Regions from separate parts of the Homo sapiens genome. Here regions 2 and 3 are each linked to region 1. A link is a contact called in ENCODE Hi-C data. All regions are on one chromosome and are shown on one strand. Each heading gives the region's core, a stretch centred on a gene start or an enhancer-like site at or near the end of the contact. The rest is flanking DNA. Distances are from core to core; before and after follow the strand shown. Region 1 holds the start of STK39 (serine/threonine kinase 39). Region 2 holds the start of BBS5 (Bardet-Biedl syndrome 5). Region 3 holds the start of PHOSPHO2-KLHL23 (PHOSPHO2-KLHL23 readthrough).

The links. A loop is a pair of places that touch in the nucleus more often than their neighbours do. Pooled maps may share reads with other maps.
Region 2: a loop to region 1 is called in a pooled map, with 10 times the contacts of the local background. The contact joins the promoter of BBS5 here to the promoter of STK39 in region 1. A Hi-C loop is called at or near these places in 4 of 50 pooled maps.
Region 3: a loop to region 1 is called in a map of OCI-LY7, with 5 times the contacts of the local background. The contact joins the promoter of PHOSPHO2-KLHL23 here to the promoter of STK39 in region 1. A Hi-C loop is called at or near these places in 2 of 168 maps with a recorded cell type or tissue (OCI-LY7 and naive thymus-derived CD4-positive, alpha-beta T cell) and 6 of 50 pooled maps.

Annotation. Positions count from the first base shown.
Region 1 is chr2:168,246,220-168,249,284 of GRCh38, forward strand. It overlaps STK39 (serine/threonine kinase 39), which reads right to left and starts at 1,376. Exons shown (of 18, transcript NM_013233.3): 1 at 1,009-1,376. The coding sequence starts at 1,216. It overlaps LOC107985959 (a long non-coding RNA gene), which reads left to right and starts at 1,742. Exons shown (of 5, transcript XR_007087282.1): 1 at 1,742-1,849. RefSeq lists silencers at 262-461, 482-571, 662-711, 1,072-1,121, 1,332-1,581.
Region 2 is chr2:169,477,608-169,480,814 of GRCh38, forward strand. It overlaps BBS5 (Bardet-Biedl syndrome 5), which reads left to right and starts at 1,887. Exons shown (of 12, transcript NM_152384.3): 1 at 1,887-2,005. The coding sequence starts at 1,947. RefSeq lists enhancers at 1,701-1,810, 1,821-2,160.
Region 3 is chr2:169,692,704-169,695,850 of GRCh38, forward strand. PHOSPHO2-KLHL23 (PHOSPHO2-KLHL23 readthrough) reads left to right here and starts at 1,766. Exons shown (of 5, transcript NR_144936.2): 1 at 1,766-1,919; 2 at 2,512-2,544. It overlaps CFAP210 (cilia and flagella associated protein 210), which reads right to left and starts at 1,702. Exons shown (of 9, transcript NM_001085447.2): 1 at 1,558-1,702. The coding sequence starts at 1,624. It overlaps PHOSPHO2 (phosphatase, orphan 2), which reads left to right and starts at 1,766. Exons shown (of 4, transcript NM_001008489.4): 1 at 1,766-1,919; 2 at 2,512-2,544. RefSeq lists an enhancer at 1,485-1,664 and a silencer at 1,795-2,074.

The DNA of each region.
Region 1 (3,065 bases), core at 126-2,625:
CTTAACCTGGAGGCTTCCCTAAGTGACAAGACTCTCAAACTGGATGATCCAATAGGGAAGGTTCTAAGTCAAGGGACAAAACAAATCTCCTGGCCCTTCAAGTGCTTGGCCCAAGGAAAAGTAACGCCGAGCCCTGCGACTCTGCCAGGTATTTAAAAATGTAAGATAAGGTGATATTTGTGAGCCGGCCAGAAGGCAACGAAAGGCAGAGAGCAGATCACCGGCAGCCTCGGATTTCACTCTTGCAGCTCGGCCTGAAACAGAGGGAAGCATCGGCCCGGTGCAGGGCAGGAGGCCAGGGCACCCGCTTTCCCCGGGGAGCCGGACTGGGCGGCAGGCGGCGCACCCTGGCACGGAGGGAGGCGGGTACCCGGGCGCGCCGAGTGGCGCGGAGAGCCGGGCTGCAAGGCGGGCGTGGAGTGGCGGCTGTCAGGAAGAGAGGCCAGCATCCTCCCCGGCCTCAGAAAAGCACTGGGGCCTCCGCGGCTTCTACGTGGCCCCGTTACCCACGACGAGAGGGTCACGACGGGAGGCAGAGGAGCGGCTGCGCCCGCAGAGTCCCCCAGGACGCGGCCCCCGGGGCCCTGGAAACCCAGGGCGGGGCCCCCGCAACCACACCCCACCCGCGGCTGCCTGTCCGCGTGGCCACCGGCCACGGGCTGCGGTCCCGGCACGCGGGGGGAGGAAGATGCGGCGGCGCCGCCTGGTCCTCCGCTCCACCGCCCCGGCGATCCCTGAGATAAAAGTTTGCAGCATGCGGCTCGTCTGCAGTGCGAGTCACATCCGCCGCGCCGCCTCCTGCAGCACCAACGCTCATAGAACGAACAAATACATTAAAAATTAAAAAAAAAAAAAAAAAAAAAAAAAAAACTGTTGAAGCCAGTAGGCCCCGAAGCCGGCCTCTCTGCCTCCAGGGCGTGCATGCAGGCTAGCCCAGCATCCCGCGCCCCCTCCCGCCCGGCCTCGGCGCCCGGCCTGTGCCGGCCCCGCCGCGCCCGCCGCACTGACCGATAACCTCCTGCAGCTCGTACGCGTCCCTGCAGATGGGCCAGCCGACAGCCTGTGCCGCCGGGGCCGGGGCCGGGGCCGGGGCCGCGGGAGCTGCCGGGGCCGGCGCTGCTGTCGCGGCCGCCGGGGCCGCCGCCGCCGCCGCTGTCACCGGGGCCGCCTGCTGGGGAAGCTGGACGTGCACGGGCGAGCCGCTCGGCTCCGCCATGATGCTGCGGAGGAGAGCAGGAGGACGCGCCGGCCGACGGACGACCTTCCACTTGAAACTTCCTTTGCCTCGCCGCCGACACCTCTCGGCCGGCGCACGCCCTCCCCGCCCGCCGCCGCCGCCGCCGTCCCCGCCGAAGCCAGCTAGGAGGGGAGGGAGCAAGGGAGGCCGAGCTGGGCGGAGGGAGGAGGCAGCGCCGGCGGAGGCGGGGAAGGGAGGAGGCGGCGGCCGCTGCGCTCGCCGCGCGCCCAGAGCCTAGCGCGCGCTGTTCTCCGCCTCGGCGAGGGGAACCGCCGCCCCCCCTCTCCGCCGCCCCCTCCCGCTCCCGCTCCGCTGGCGGCCGGGGAAGTTCCCACCAAAGGAGTCAGGCCGCTTTGTGTGTGCTTTCGGGGCCACCGGCCCTGGTTCTCCTCCTCCCTCCCTGCTCGCCCTGCGCCTTGGCCCCAGACGATCAGGCTTGCCGGAGGACGCCCCCTGGGGACCCCGAGGGCGGGGTCGTTGAACGGCCGCCAGGTTCTCACATTCAGAATTCTCCTGCCACCAAAGAGAACCTGAAGTTCATTTACAAGTTGACGAGCGGGATACCTACATGGTGTCCCTTTGCAAGACGCCAGTTAGAAAATAACCCAAGTTGTAAGTTTCCGGCGCTTTACTTGCCGGTATCCCTTTCCCACCTTGCCTAATCTAATCGCAGTCCTTCTAGTTTTTCTTAGTAAATGAAACTTGATTCCTTAGGTCTCTGGCTGTTCAGACTTCATTTTTTCCAAGCCGCCTGGATCCCAGGGAGGCGATTTAAGGGGCTGTGGAATTAGAATAAGACATGCAGGAGAGGTTTAGAAAGTTTGCTCAAATTCTACACCCTTAATAATTGCCACGTTAGCCCGTGAGGACACTGAGGCCAGACATCAGGCGTTTCTTTAAGAGCGTATACTTGGTGGGGAAATAATTTATTGGGGCATGAATAAACTGTGTTGGAAGCTTTTAATTGCTGTTTTTTCAACACCCCAAAAATAACCTCGTCTGTAAAACTGCTATGGTAAAACCATAGGTTTTCCTAATTATAGGTGTCATATTTAACAGTGAATGTTCTCTGTGTTCCCTCCGTGGAGGTGACCAGGATCCACCGTTCTTGTCTCCAACTGAAACGGGGCAGTAAACCAATAGTATTGGTCGTTTGGCCAAGATGATCTTGTCTGGTTCTCATTGCTAGGACTGCTGAAGAAATAGGTAAGAATAATGAGGATGTAATAAAAACTCTAGGGATATCATGATTTTGTCTCCCGAGTGTATGTACAGAAATCTCACTAAAATTTTTGAAAGATTATTCAGAAGAAGCCCAGAAATTTATTAGGAAAGTTAGTTGTCTAATCAAAACATTGATGTCCACTGAAGATGAGGGCACTTAATCTCTTGGAGCATTACAAAAGTTGGAGTAAAGCAGCTACCTCGCTCTGGTCTTGAAGCAGAAGTTCATGCTGAACTAAGTGTACATTCTTTGATGCGGAGGACTTCAAAAACTGTGTCTTGTCATGTCTGTCAAGAAACAGAGCCCTTCATAAACAAATTCTAGGCCTCTGAGGAACAGGGGAGCTCTTTATACCAAGCCATGGCTGCTGACCTCTTCAAGTGCTGCCTCCACCCTACCCCAAAGAACTTTTAAGGACTGTTTTTAAAGGAAAAGAAAAATGATCAAATGAATATGACTTCCATTTTGTCATATGAATTTCTATTTTTGACTTTCAAACCATGAAGTGGGATTATGAAGACCAGGAATGTTCTTGGGACTTAGTAGGAAAACATGATGCCGTCAAGATCAATATCACAGAATTGAATCAAACACAGATCAATT
Region 2 (3,207 bases), core at 637-3,136, 1.2 Mb after region 1:
AAAGGGACTTTGATTCATTCAAGAAGTATTTACTGGGTCCTACTCTGTGCTGGGTATTGTTCAAAGCAGTCAACTAGATAGATCAGGTGTCTGTCCTCGGGTTGTTCACAGCAGGTGGGGCAGAAGGATCAGGGACTGCTGGAGTTGACATGTGAGCTGAGATGTGATTTGATTTGATTTGATTTGACTTTTTTTTGGAGCCAGAGTTTCGCTCTTGTTGCCCAGGCTGGAGTGCAATGGTGTGATCTCGGCTCACTGCAACCTCCGCCTCCCGGGTTCAAGTGATTCTCCTGCCTCAGGCTCCCGAGTAGCTGGGATTACAGGCGTCCACCACCGTGCCCAGCTAATTTGGGGTTTTTAGTAGAGATGGGGTTTCACCATGTTGGCCAGGCTGGTCTCGAACTCCTGACCTCAGGTGATCCGCCCACCTCGGCCTCCCAAAGTGCTGGGATTACAGGCCTGAGCCACAGCGCCCAGCCCAAGCAGAGATTTAAGTGACAAAGGGCAGGCCTATGCAGAGGTCTGGGGAAACAGTGTTCCAGGCAAAGGAAGGGGGCCCTCCAAAGTCTCTGAGCCCTGTCTGGCAAGAGAGCAGCCAGAAGTGAGGGTGGTTGGAGGTTGCAGACATAGGCAGGGCCACATTGAGCTAGGCCCAGGTAAGGAATTTGAAGCTTTAACTCTAAATTTCTTTTTTCCTCATTCTAAAACCATCCCAATAAAATTTATAAAAGTAATCAGGGAAGAAAGTGTGGGGGAGGGGACAAAAATAAACCAAGCTTGCAGCCAATTCGGCATTAATCATGAGGTCAGCTTCCTCTCTGACCTGCTTGCTCAGAGTTGTTTGGTGCCTATTGTCCTAGAATCATGCAGACCCTGTCACAAGATTATAGTTCCCTTCTATTGCTCTATAGAGAACAACTTGAACATTATGAAATACTCAGTTTTCCCTTTGAGATAGTCTTTCAGATCCTGCATACCAATGAAACTACTGCCTCAGCTGGCCTGAAGGATCCCACTGATGCCAGCTGGTCTGAGGAACCCGTGAGAAACTGATTCAGCAAAGAATGCAGCTTCCCTATCCTGATGATTTCATCTCCCTTACTCCGACCAATCAAGGACCCCAATTTTCCAGCCCCTCGCCCTCTGTGATCCTCTTAAAAACCTCAGCCCAGAACTCTTGGGAAGATAGATTCGAGGATCTCTTCCCATCTCTTTGCTAGGTGCCCTGCAATCATTAAACTCTTTCCCTGCTGCAAACTCTGCTGTCTTCGTGTAATGGGTTTGTTACTGCACAGCAGGCATACGAACCTGTTGATCCTATATCTCTATCACCTAGGCTGGAGGGCAGAGGCACGATCATAGCTCCCCGCAGCCTCCACCTCTTGGGTTCAAGAGATCCTCCCGCCTCAGCCTCCCGAGTAGTTGAGCCTGCAGGCGTGCACCACCACCCCTGGCTAATTTTGGGTTGGTTTTGTTTGTTTGTTTGTGTTTGTAGAGATGAAGTTTCGCTATGTTGCCCAGGCTAGTCTCGAATTCCTGGCCTCAAGTGATCCTCCAGCCTCGGCCTCCCAAACTGCAGGGATTACAGGCAGAAGCCACCATGCCCGGCTAATAACCTGAATCTCTTGACGGTGAAGAGAAATAAGGAGAGGGGTAAAATGGCTAAAGGATGTCTGTTTGGAGGCAAGGAAGGTCGCCCAGAGGTCAGGCACGCTCCCCTTGGCGGACACAGCTGGGCTTCTCAGAGACTCCTAAATCCTGCCTCGCATCTCAAATCGGCTTAACGACGCGAAAGAGCTGGGCGACGCGCGCGCACTCTCGCGGAAGCTTGAGTCTCGGCGCCCGCCGTAGACGTCGTGACAGAGGCGGCCCGTTGCCTTGGAGCCAGAGAGACGCAGCTAGGCCTGCACGGCTGTGGAGAGATCCTGCCACGGGCCTTGTTCACCATGTCGGTGCTGGATGCGCTTTGGGAGGATCGGGATGTCCGTTTCGACCTGTCCGCGCAGTGAGTTTCCAAGATTCCCGAGGGATCTTCAACCCTGTAGAGGGCGCCGCCGTGCGCGTTAGGGACCCGCGGGCGGAGACTGCACCTCCGCAGCTCGCGGCCCTGGTGAGGGTGGGAGGCTTGCGCCGGTCGTCCGCGCCTCGAGAGACCTCAGGCTGGTTGGGCCACTGTGGCCCTCTCGAGGCCGGCGCCGCGGCAAGAGCGCATCGGCATTACACAGTTTTGGTCCCATGCGACCTCCGGTTCCCCCATCCTGGCCCGCGGGACGGATCAGGAATGTGAACCTGAGCACGACCGGGGCCACCCGGGGCTTAGCGTCCCGTATACACCCACGTGAGCTTGGGATTTCAGTTTCATGGAAGGAACGTAGGTCAGGGACTCAGGAAACTAGGGTTCTAAAAGTAGATGTGTAATATCGACCCACAGTGTGGGCCCTTGAGCAGATGTCTTCATCATTCAAGCTAGAATCCTCATGTCTGTAAAATAAGGGAGGTGGGAGTAAGGCAGTCGTCAAAAATTACTAACCGCGCAAACTTTATGTCCTTGGTAAGCTTTCATCTAGTTATTCATATCAGTCACCAACAAGAAGGAGTCTTCTTTTGCAACCTGTTTTTGGAAATTATCATACATTAAATAGAAACCATGTTTTTGGAAAGTATCGTAAAGAAAAAGTGGTTAGAAACCTCCTACTCCAAAATCCAGGGCGGGAAATGCCGGTTGGGTTACTAAGTGTTGAGAAACGCTAAAGCTAAGATTCCTGGATTAATGGCATGGAGCTTCTTAGCTACTTCTTATCGTTCCTTATCATGGACCTCCCCTCCTTAGGTGGAATCGTTCCTTATCATGGACCTCACCTCCTTAGATGGAATCGTTCCTTATCATGGACCTCACCTCCTTAGATGGAAAAATGAAATATTGATAAATTTCTCAGGTTAAGTATAGCTAGATATCTAATGCTAACATGTTAGACCCTTTAAGAAGATGAAAGAGAAAGGAATTCGTAAAATTACGGACTGTAGTAACATATTGCGCACTTTCTATGACATTTTCTGTCATTCTTTTTTTTTTTTTTTTTTTTTTTTTTTTGAGACAGAGTTTCGCTCTTGTTGCCCAGGCTGGAGTGCAATGACGCGATCTCGGCTCACTGCGACCTCCGCCTCCCAGGTTCAAGCAATTCTCCTGCCTCAGCCTCCAGAGTAGCT
Region 3 (3,147 bases), core at 516-3,015, 1.4 Mb after region 1:
ACATACTTGGTGAGTTTGAAGTCAGACTAAATAACAATAAGCCTCATGAGTGAGATTTTCCAAGGAACTATCAAACATGTCGAATAATAACAGTTGTCTGGCTTTGGAGTGGGTCAAATTCTGTTTTGTCCCCTCTACCAGTTGCTAAGTCACTATTTTTCACTGTGATTACTGTGGTTATCTAGGCTGACACGGGGCTGGGAGAAAAGTATAGGACTATGGCAAGTTAAAATGCCAAAAACCTTGCTGTTGTTACAAAAATCCAGCTGTTTTTCTTTAGTAAACACTCTACAAATTGTTGCAAGCCTTTGGTTAATTTCCAGAGTTCTGAAAAAGTCGATATTGATGATTTTTGCCACTGTTCTTGTTGATTTTATGGAGGAGAGGATTTCAGGCATAGATCCTATTTCACCATTCTGGCTGATGTCATCCCACTAAATCTTTATAAATTATTTATTTTACTAATAGCTGCACACATCTCTGAACCTCTCTCCAACTTAGCCTTCCCCTAAAAATGGAGATTAAAATTTAGCAGTGAGGCTCAGGTGGAAGCTTTTGAGCTAGTTGCCACAAAACATTATTTAACAACTATTAGGTAAATCTAAACCAGGTAGTGCAGAAATGCATATGCAGGAAAGTGAATGTGTGGGACTAATTGTGCTTTTCCAAAACTGGCCATGTTGGTACTGTTTCTTTCCTTTTACATGGCAAAAGTCCGCTGCTAACCTCATAAAACCTCCACTGCATAAATATCCACTAGTGAAGAATGACTGGCTGTCACTCTGCATCTGGTGCAGGGGGCACTATTGCTACAGAAGCTCGGGCAATGACATGAAGATACTTCAAATTGCCAAAGTTCTAGTTGTCACCATGACAACATTAATTGCTAATTTACAGACGTAAGAAACTGTTGTAGCTAGAATTGATAGAGTTCTTTAGAAGTCTATTTCTATTCCAAAATCAAATTGTTATAACAGGTCACCTGAATTACAGTACTTTATGTCACACGATTTTTTTTTAACTCTCTAAAAGCATTTGACTTAGAGAGAGACCTTATATTTACTTTAGAGAGGAGGAAATGGAGATATTTCCTTCAGAGACTTTTAGTAAAGACCAATCAGCAGGTTTGCAGAAGAGCCAAGCCTCTAAAGAGGTGACTTATATTTCCAAGAGATATTCCAATTCAATCAGTGAATAACAAACTTTAAGCGTGCGGGAAATTTAACAAAACCCAGACTCTCAGAGCTGCAACTGCGCAGTTTTAGGTCAGCTGGGGCTGGGGGTGGGGGTCTCTGATTTCCTATCTTTTCTCCACCCCTATTTCTGTAAACATTCTCCCACCCACTTCCACTCCCCGTTTCCCTCCTTCACCCATTCACCTGAGGGCAAGACGGCCTAACTTCACACAGAGCCCAAAGATGCTTATTGAGGATGCTTTCGACCTGGTGGAGTCCATTTCAAAAGGCAACTGAAGCCCTCATTCGGCATCCTCGCCTCTCACTCCATGCCGGGGGTCCAGAAACAATCCCTGTCCCTGGATAGGTCAGTTTAGCTCACCTGTACTTTCCTTCGCCCGTCCACAGCGCCGTCCAAACCGTACCAGCATCTCTGACGAGGTGTCCATGATGCTCCTAGATCTGGAAAAGTGACTGTGGCGCCAAGCGCCGCGGACGCCAGCCGGTGGAGTTGTTACTCGTACCACGCGGTTGCTTGGCAACGCCGCCGGAAGTGACGCCAGCCGTAGCCGAGGAACAAGGGAGGTGCTGCAGTTGGCGGTCGGGCTAGAGAAGAGAGGCGCCTGCGCTTGCGAGCTGGGCTTGTGAGTGGGGCTGCCGAGAGGGCAGGCGTGGGGCGAGGCCAAAGGACTGAACCCGCAGGAGCGTCACGGGCGCCGGGGCGGCTGCCGACGGCGGGACTGGGTCAGTGAGAAGCCCGTGGGCCCCCGCCCTGCCTGCTACTCCCATCCCCACCTGCGCGCTCCCCATGGGGGACGACCCCCGATTGGGTCCGATGCCTACCCTCGGGGTGGAGCCGGCAGGTGTGTGAGCGCGCGAGGCCTAGGCGTGGTGTGTGCGTCCGCAGATCTCCTCGCGGGTGGAGTGTGAGGAGCAAAGCCCTCCCTTAACTATAAAAACCCGCGGATTCGCTGACATAAACGCTGTTTTTTTAATCCTTTGGTTTCTGAGGCATGGTCAGGACTAGATGGGGCCAAGTTTTTTAAAAATAGGAATGTTAAAACGTAATGATATGCTTAGAATATTTACGTTAGGACCTTTGAGATATTTTAAATTTCTTGGTAAATACATGACCACAGAAATCTGTTAGGAGTAGCTGCGCGTTTGGTTTCAAAAGATGCTTTTCTAACACATTGATGTACAGATAACTTCATTACTAACAAGTTGGCTCTGACGTGTACACATAATGCACCAAATTGGAGTCTCTCAAAATGAAAGAACAAAAAGATTTTTAATAACGAATGTTCTAACACATAGTCGTGCTATTTTTCTTTAGGTTTTCTATCAGATGTTCCACGTAATAATGCTGGTAAGTATGGAATAATTAAGAAAATATTTGAAGACAGAAATTAGTTTGTGCACATACAGCGCTGGTAGGTTTTTGGAACTATACCTTAAAAAGTGTCAAGAACTGGGGGCCAGGCGCGGTGGCTCACGCCTGTAATCCCAGCACTTTGGGAGGCCGAGGCGGGCGGATCACGAGGTCAGGAGATCGAGACCATCCTGGCTAACACGGTGAAACCCTGTCTCTAGCAAAAATACAAAAAAATTAGCCAGGCGTGGTGGCGGGCGCCTGTAGTTCCAGGTACTCTGGAGGCTGAGGCAGGAGAATGGCGTGAACCTGGGAGGCGGAGCTTGCAGTGAGCCGACCATCGTGCCACTGCACTCCAGCCTGGGCGACAGAGCGAGACTCCGTCTCAAAAAAAAAAAAAGTTTCAAGAACTGGGAAGGAACAGAGATTTTTACCCTGTTTGCAGGCTAACTTAGCCTGGCAGTTTCATGGAAGACACAAGACTATTCATTTCAGGAATGAATTACTCCCAGCAGTAGCCAGTAAATCAGCAATTTCGCCTGAGTTCCCTAAAGCCCCAGTTCCCACAGGATAATGCAAAGTGGGCAAGAAGTCACCTAG